3 separate regions of the Homo sapiens genome follow, and all the other regions are linked to region 2. Evidence: read pairs that join two places in POLR2A ChIA-PET (ENCODE). Cell type or tissue: PC-9. All regions are shown on one strand. Region 1 overlaps INTS4 (integrator complex subunit 4). Region 2 overlaps NDUFC2-KCTD14 (NDUFC2-KCTD14 readthrough). Region 3 overlaps INTS4 (integrator complex subunit 4).

Region 1 (2,500 bases), 51 kb after region 2:
TAGAGTTTAGTGGCATCATCATAGGTCACTGTAGCCTGGAACTCCTGGGCTTAAGTGATTCTCCTGGCTCAGCCTTCCACGTAGGTGGGACTGCAGACGTGCCACTACTCCAGGCTAAGTTTTGCATTTTTTTTTTTTTTTTTTTTGAGACTTGGTCTGTCACTCAGCCTGGAGTATAGTGGTGGCACAATCTTGGCTCACTGCAACCTCCGTCTCTTTGGTTTAAGTGATTCTCCTGCGTCAGCCTCCAGAGTGGCTAGGACCGCAGGTGTGTGACACCACACCCAGCTAATTTTTTTTGTATTTTTAGTAGAGGTGGGGTTTTGCTGTGTTGGCCAGGCTGGTCTTGTACTCCTGACCTCAAGTGATCCATGCACCCTGGCCTCCCAAAGTGCTGGGATTGCAAGCGTGAGCTACCATTCCCAGCCCAAAAATCATTATTATTATTACTATTATTATTTTTGAGATGGGGTCTTGCTTTCTCGCCCAGGCGGGAGTGCAGTGGTGCTATCACGGCTCACTGTACCCTCGACCTCCGAGGCTCAATTGATCCTCCTGCCTCAGCCTTCTGAGTAGCTGGGACTACAGGCATGTGCAGCATGCCTGGCTAATTTTTGTATTTTTTTTTTTTTTTTGTAGAGACAGGGCTTTGCTATGTTGCACAGGCTGATCTCGAATTCCTGGGCTCAAGCAATCCACCCTCCTTGGGCTTCCAAATTGCTGAGATTACAGGTGTGAACCACCACACTCAGCCCCCAAATTGTTAAGCTTATGGAAAAGTAGATAAAATACTATAGTGACCTACCAAATATCCATTCCTAGAATTTAACAGTTATTAGTATTTTGCCAAATTTGCTCTATTTTTTCGCTGAATTTTATTTTATTTTGTTATTATTTTTTTTGAGATGAGTCTCACTCTGTTGCCCAGGCTGGAGTGTAATAGCACTCCTGGGTTCAAGCAGTTCTCCTGCCTCAGCCTCCCAAGTAGCTGGGACTACAGGAGTGCGCCATCACGCTCAGCTAATTCTGTATTTTTAGTAGAGATGGGGTTTCACCATGTTGGCCAGGCTAGTCTCGAATTCCAGACCTCGGGTGATCCACCTGCCTCGGCCTCCCAAAGTGCTGGGATTACAGGTGTGAGCCACCGCGCCCAGCCTTGTTTTGTTGAATTTTTAAAAAGATATGTCATTTTTTTCTAATTATTTCATTACATATCTATTAAAAAGGGATACCTTTTTGTTGTTTTCTTTTTTTTTCTCACTGCTATGAGAAAGTAGAGGGACTTTTTATTTTTTAACATAGCCACCTAACCCTAATGAATAAAGTTAAGTAATTCTTTAATGTCATCTAAGAATTAGTTGATATTTAGATTTCTGTAGTTGTTCTCCCAGTACCTTTTTATAGTTGATGTATTCAAATCAAAATGCAAACCAGGTCCCCACATGGCATTCAGTCTTTTCAAAAATCTACAACAGTTACTATTTTGGTGACATTGATTTGATGAAGAAACTGAGACAGTTCTTTTGTAAAATGTCTTGTTTTCTGAATTCATTTACTTCTTTAAGGATTAACTTGTTCCTCTGTTCTCTGTATTTACTATGAACTGAAAGTTAGATCTATAGGCTTTGTTAGATTTAAGTTAAGCATATTTTTGACAATTTTAAGACTATGTTATAAATGGTGACTTGTACTTCATATTGCAGCTATCAGCATGCAAATGTCACCGTTACATTGAGGTCTTCCTTTACCCTTCTGTTTCATATCGAAACTGCCTATCCCCACCCCGCACTTCCTAGTCCCCTTCCTTGATTTTGTTTTCTCCATAGTAATTACCATCTTCTAATATTCTGTATAATTTCTTGTTAATTATGTTCCTTGTCCATTTCCCCATGCAGGAACATAAGCTTCCCTTGAGCAGGGATTTTTATGTTTTTTAATTGTTGTTTCTACAGAATCAAGAACAGTGCCTGGTAAAATAAATATTTGTTGAATGAATAAATGAATTAATTGATGCTTTTGTGATACATTTTACTCAACAAATATATATCAGACTTTGTTCTGGGCACTGGACGGTGTCCATTAGCACAATTGTTAAGTCTTATGCGTTGCAATTGTTTGCCATATGTGTCTATCTCCTTCAGACTTTGAGCTCCGTAAATTCAGAGGCTGCAGATCCATTAGTCTCTATCCCAGTGCCTGGCAGGTTCCTAGGAACATTGAAGGGACATTATAAATGTTTCACTTATGTTTTACGTGAATAAAATCAGGCTTTCTTTTTTTGTTGTTCTTTTCTTTAAAAAATTTTTTAAAAAATCGTATCTATCTATCTAGAGACTGGGTTATGAGACTGGCTAATTTTTATATTTTTGATAGAGATGAGGTTTCACCATGTTACCAAGGTTGGTCTCAAACTCCTGGGCTCAAGCGATTCACCTACCTCAGCCTCCCAAAGTGCTGGGATTACAGGCATGAACCACTGTGCCTGGCATCTTTTTGAGTG
Region 2 (2,500 bases):
AGCCCACCCACACACAGTAGGTTTGCTCCCTGCAGCAACATCATAAACTCCAGTGCCCCTACCTACATCCTGCTGCCACTGCGCCAGTGCCGCCCTGGTGAGTCATCAGACCCAGTGTGCTGGCCCCTGGGGTGATAGAGCCTCTAATGGAAGCTTGACAGACTGTGTGTCTCCCAATCCTTGAAGCCCAGAGTGCCTGGGTCAACCTGGCTTACCAGGCAACTCCCACTTCGGAGATCTGTTAGCTTTGTCCTTTGTGAGAGGCAAAATCACCTTCCATTCAAATTAAGTCCTAGTGGCCGGGCGCGGTGGCTCACACCTATAATCCCAGCACTTCAGGAGGTTGAGGCGGGCGGGTCACCTGAGGTCAGGAGTTGGAGACCAGCTTGGCCAACATGGTGAAACCCCATTTCTACTAAAAATACAAAAATCAGCCGGGCGTGGTGATGCGTACCTGTAGTCCTAGCTACTGGGAGGCTGAGGCAGAAGAATTGCTTGAACCCGGAAGGCGGAGGTTGCAGTGAGCCAAGATCACGCCATTGCACTGCAGACTGGGGGCCAAGAGTGAAACTCCATCTCAAAAAAAAAAAAATAATAAAATAAAATAAAAAATCAAGGCCTAGCAAGGAGAATGTTGGTTGCCTTCTCTCCCTGGGGAAGGGATGACTCACAGAACAGGAGTGGTGGATGGAGGACAGACAGCCACCGAAGAGACAGAGAAAAGACACAGAAATGAGGCTGGATTCCAGGCGGAGAAAATTAAAAGGTGCAGAAAGAAGGCAAAAGAGGAAGAAAACAGCAGAGAGACACACAAAGAGAAAAGAGCCAGAGAGAAAGAGGAGCAGAGTTAAAGAGAGAAGAGACACAGGAAGAAGTGGAGGGAGAAAGAGGAAACAGAAAGGAAAAAAAGAAGAAAGAAAGAAAGAAAAGAGACAAGGAAGAGAGAAGGAGAAGACAGGAGAAAGGAAAAAGAACATGGAGCAGGAAGTGAGTTTCTGAGGGTACTTTGAATCAGCCAGAAAAAATGCCCGTACTTCAGATTCCAGGAAGACATGACACGGGAAACGGGGGCAGCCTTGGCTTGGTTCTCAGCTCCTGGCCAGCGGCCAGCTCTGGTTTCAGCCCTTGCCTGCAGCCCCGGAAGTCTGTTGGAGGTCAGACTCTGAACATGGGGCAAAAACATAAACAGGGCAGCCACACTCTGTGTGCCTGGATGGTGGGCACAGCTTTCTTAGTAATTTGGAAACACTGAATAAGAGCTCAAAAAAGTGCCTACTCCTTGCACAGTGCCTTAGCTATCAAGGATGCTCACTGCAGCACTATTATAGTAGAGAAAGAGAGAAAAAATACAGAAGGAAGGAGAGAAGAAAGAAGTAAAATGTGGCTTAGTAGATTTATGATACATTCATACAACACAATGCTCTGTCGCCATTTTAAAAAGTGGTACAGAAGAGCCCTTCATATGGGGGAAATCGTCACGATACCAGGTGGAAAAAATGAGTACACTTTTTTTTTTTTTTTGAGACAGGGTCTCACTCTGTCTCCCAGACTGGCTCACTGCAGCCTCAACCACCTGGGCTCAAGTGATCCTCCCACCTCAGTCTCCTGATTAACTGGGGCTACAGACACATATCAACATGCCTAGCTATTTTTTTTTCTTTTGTAGAGACAAAGTTTCACCATGTTGCCCCAGGCTCATACATGTTTAAATAAATCTTTTCTTTTTTTTTTTCTTTTTGAGACAGAGTCTTGCTCTGTCACCCAAGCTGGAGTACAGTGGTGAGATCATGGCTCACTGCAGCCTCAACTACTGGGGCTCAAGCAATCCTCCCGCCTCAGCCTCCTGAGTAGCTGGGATTACAGGAGCACACCACCACACCTGGCTAATTTTATTTATTTTTTTTGTATTTTTTGTAGAGATGGGATCTCTCCACATTTTCCAGGCTGGTCTTGAACTCCTGGGCTCAAGCGGTCTGCCTGCCTCGGCCTCTCAAAGTGCTGGGATTACAGGCATGAACTGCCGCACCTGGCCTGGTTAAATAAATATTTTAAATGGCATGATTCAAGTTTTGTTAGTGGATATATATGTAGTAGGGGTGGCACCAACCCTGTCCCAGTTCAAGGTCCTCTTGAAATTCAGTTCAGCCCAACCCTGTGGTCAGAGACACCTGTTTTTTTGTGTTTTTTTTTTTTTTTTTGTAATCTAAAGTCCAGACTCTACTCCTTCCCTCCTAGCCCCATATTCTCCCTTCTGGGGAAATTCCCATGAGTTTTAGGCAGGGCGCCAATTCCTGGCCCTTGCTCCCGCTATGGAATCCCTTGCAAGAGATGGGATTCTTTTGCTGGCAGCCCCTGGTACATCCGGGCCTGACCGTGACCACAGCAGCAGTAGCCATCCAGTTCTGCAGTGTGGCTCCAGTCAGGCTCCTGGCCTGGGCCCTCTGAACTCCTGGTCCTCGTCCTTTGTGAACACTGATAGTCTTCTAAGAAATTCTCTTTC
Region 3 (2,500 bases), 57 kb after region 2:
TTTTGCCATGTTGGTCAGTCTGGTCTCAAACTTCCTGACGTAGGGTGATCTGCCTGCCTTGGCCTCCCAAGGTGTTGGGATTACAGATGTGAGCCACTGTGCCCGGTCTCATTCTACATTTTGTCTCCGTGATTTCAACTGCTCTAAGTACCTCATATAAGTGGAATTATAAAGTATTTGTCTTTTTGTGCCTGGCTTTTTTCACTTAGCATAATATCCTCTAGGTTTATCCATGTGTTAGGCTATGTCAGAATTTCCTTCTTTTTTAAGGCTAAATAATATTCCATTATGTGTATATACCATATTTTGCTTATCTTTTCATTTGCCAATGGATACTTGCATTGCTTCCACATTTTAGCTGTTGTGAATAATGCTGCTATGAACATATTTGTCCAAATATTTCTTCAAGACCCTGCTTTAAATTTTTTTGAGTATATACCCAAAAGTGGAATTGCTGGATCATATGTAATTCTATTATTAATTTTTTGAGGAGCCACCATACTGTTTTCCTACACTTGATCTTAGCCAAAAGGCCCAGAAGCGATTTCCATCATACTGTTTTCCACAGTGGCTTTGCTGTTTTACATCCCCACCAGCAGGTCACAAAGATTCTAATTTCTCTACATCCTCGCCAACACTTGTTTTCTGTTTTTTGATAGTAGCCATCTTAACGAGTATGAGATGGTGTCTCATTGTAGTTTTGATTTGCATTTCTGTAATGATTAGTGATGTTGAGCCTCTTTTCATGTGTTTATTTGGCCATTTGTATATCTTCTTTGGAGAAATGTCTATTCAAGTTCTTTGCCCAGTTTTGATTTGGGTTGTTTCTCTTGTTCAGTTTTGGAATTGTTAATATATTCTGTTACTAATTTCAAATCAAGAATCTAACTTTACAACTTAAAGAACTAGAAGAAGACTGGGGCATGGTGACTCACACGTGTAATCCCAGCACTTTGGGAGGCCTAGGCAGGAGCCCAGGAGTTCAAAACCAAACCGGCAACATAGTGAGACCCTGTCTCTATTATTTAACAAAACAAAACTAGAAAAACAGCAAACTAAACCCAAACTTAGTAGAAGGAAGAAAATAATAAAGATCAAGGAACTGTTATTTGACTGCTTACTATATGCCCATTTTTGTGCTAGTAATTTTCCTCTCAGTAGCCCTCTGAGGTTATTACCCCCATTTCACAGATAAGGCTCAGAGAGGTTAATTGTTTAAGACATACAGCTGTTGTGTAGTGAATCCAGGCTTCACACCTACATCTGGCTAATTTCAAAGCCCTTTCTCTTTCTGCTTCACTTCACACCTTAAGGTAAGTTCCCAAGAAAGTGACTTTTCTAAAGTTATGTGCATAATAAGTGGCATAGCATGCCAGGATTTTAGATCTTCCAACGCTGTATCTATTGCCCCTTCTCCTGCTTTAGGCCTCCTTATTGTGCCTGGTGACCTCCTTAGAAACTGAATATAGGAGGCAGGGAGTTGGTCTTATTTGAAAAGCACCTTATCCTTTGAGCATACACTTAAGTAATTTTGTCTTTAGTATAGAAAGATGATCTATTCTCAGCACTGGTTAGGTACTTTTTTTCCTCTCATTTCACATATATTTATTGATCTTTTCAGTGTCAGGTATTGTGCTATATTCTTGAGATATGGCAGTGAACAAGAGAGCATTCCTGTTTGTCTTTGGAGGAAATTTCTCACCACAGGAATTTTGGTGCCCATTAGAGACCACCTCCCTCTCTCTAAGCTAAAACAGCCAGACTATTTCTTTGTCAGTCTCCCCTGCAGCTGGGGCCCAGGCACAAGACTTACACTCAGACAGTCACACTTGCCTCCTCCAGACTTCTAATCAGGATCTGGTGATTCAAAAAAGCAGGTAGGGCTGAGCGTGGTGGCTCACACCTGTAATTCCAGCATTTTGGGAAGCCAAGGCAGGAGGATTGCTTGAGCTCAGGAGTTTGAGACCAACTTGGGCAACAAAGCAAAAGCTCATCTCTACTAAAAATTAAAAAAAAGTAGCCAGGTGTGGTAGCATGTATCTGTAGTCCCAGCTACTTGGGAGGCTGAGGTTGGAGGTTCACTTGAGCTCAGGAGGTCAAGGCTCTAGTTAGCCATGATGGCGCCACTGCACTCTGACCTGGGAGACAGTGAGACCCTGTTTCAAAAAAAAAAAAAAAAAAAGACAGGTAGAATGAAAGATTCTTTCTGGTGATAGCAGTGGTAGCTGCAACACTCACTTTCCAGGGACTCCAAAAGCAGTGGTACTGGCAGCAATGTTGTATACCCAGTTGTTGGTGCAAGTTGCTCTGACTTGTGTCTAACATGACTACTCAGTGGAGGTCAGGTGCTTTTAATGCCAGTGGCACGTTTTTTATTAGAAGATAATGACATCAGAATGGCATAGAAAAGTTCTCATTCACTTTGCAGTATTTGGATGTAATGTATCAACTGAGAAAGCTGTCTCCCCGGCAGAGGTTGCATTGAGCCAAGATCACGCAC

What was found. ChIA-PET counts read pairs that join two places held together with the same protein. Peaks named below come from ENCODE experiments on the same cell type or tissue, not always from the same donor. Only the 100,000 strongest peaks of a DNase experiment are listed, where the experiment ranks them.
Region 1: POLR2A ChIA-PET joins it to region 2 with 10 read pairs; 26 of 35 experiments call an interaction of 5 or more read pairs at or near these places.
Region 3: POLR2A ChIA-PET joins it to region 2 with 31 read pairs; 26 of 35 experiments call an interaction of 5 or more read pairs at or near these places.

What each region holds. Positions count from the first base shown.
Region 1 is chr11:77,987,862-77,990,361 of GRCh38, reverse strand. The region is part of intron 2 of INTS4 (integrator complex subunit 4); the gene reads left to right. Among named protein-coding and RNA genes, the nearest start is that of INTS4, 5.6 kb to the left of the region's middle. In PC-9, no CTCF peak of the experiment used is centred here; no DNase peak of the experiment used is centred here.
Region 2 is chr11:78,038,767-78,041,266 of GRCh38, reverse strand. The region is part of intron 1 of NDUFC2-KCTD14 (NDUFC2-KCTD14 readthrough); the gene reads left to right. It also overlaps a transcript of KCTD14 not described here. Among named protein-coding and RNA genes, the nearest start is that of KCTD14, 17 kb to the right of the region's middle. RefSeq lists a silencer at 1,027-1,086 and an enhancer at 723-1,679. In PC-9, no CTCF peak of the experiment used is centred here; DNase peaks (open chromatin) are centred at 109 and 1,076; H3K4me3 peaks cover 785 bases; H3K27ac peaks cover 2,094 bases.
Region 3 is chr11:77,981,819-77,984,318 of GRCh38, reverse strand. All of the region lies in intron 2 of INTS4 (integrator complex subunit 4), which reads left to right. Among named protein-coding and RNA genes, the nearest start is that of INTS4, 12 kb to the left of the region's middle. In PC-9, no CTCF peak of the experiment used is centred here; no DNase peak of the experiment used is centred here.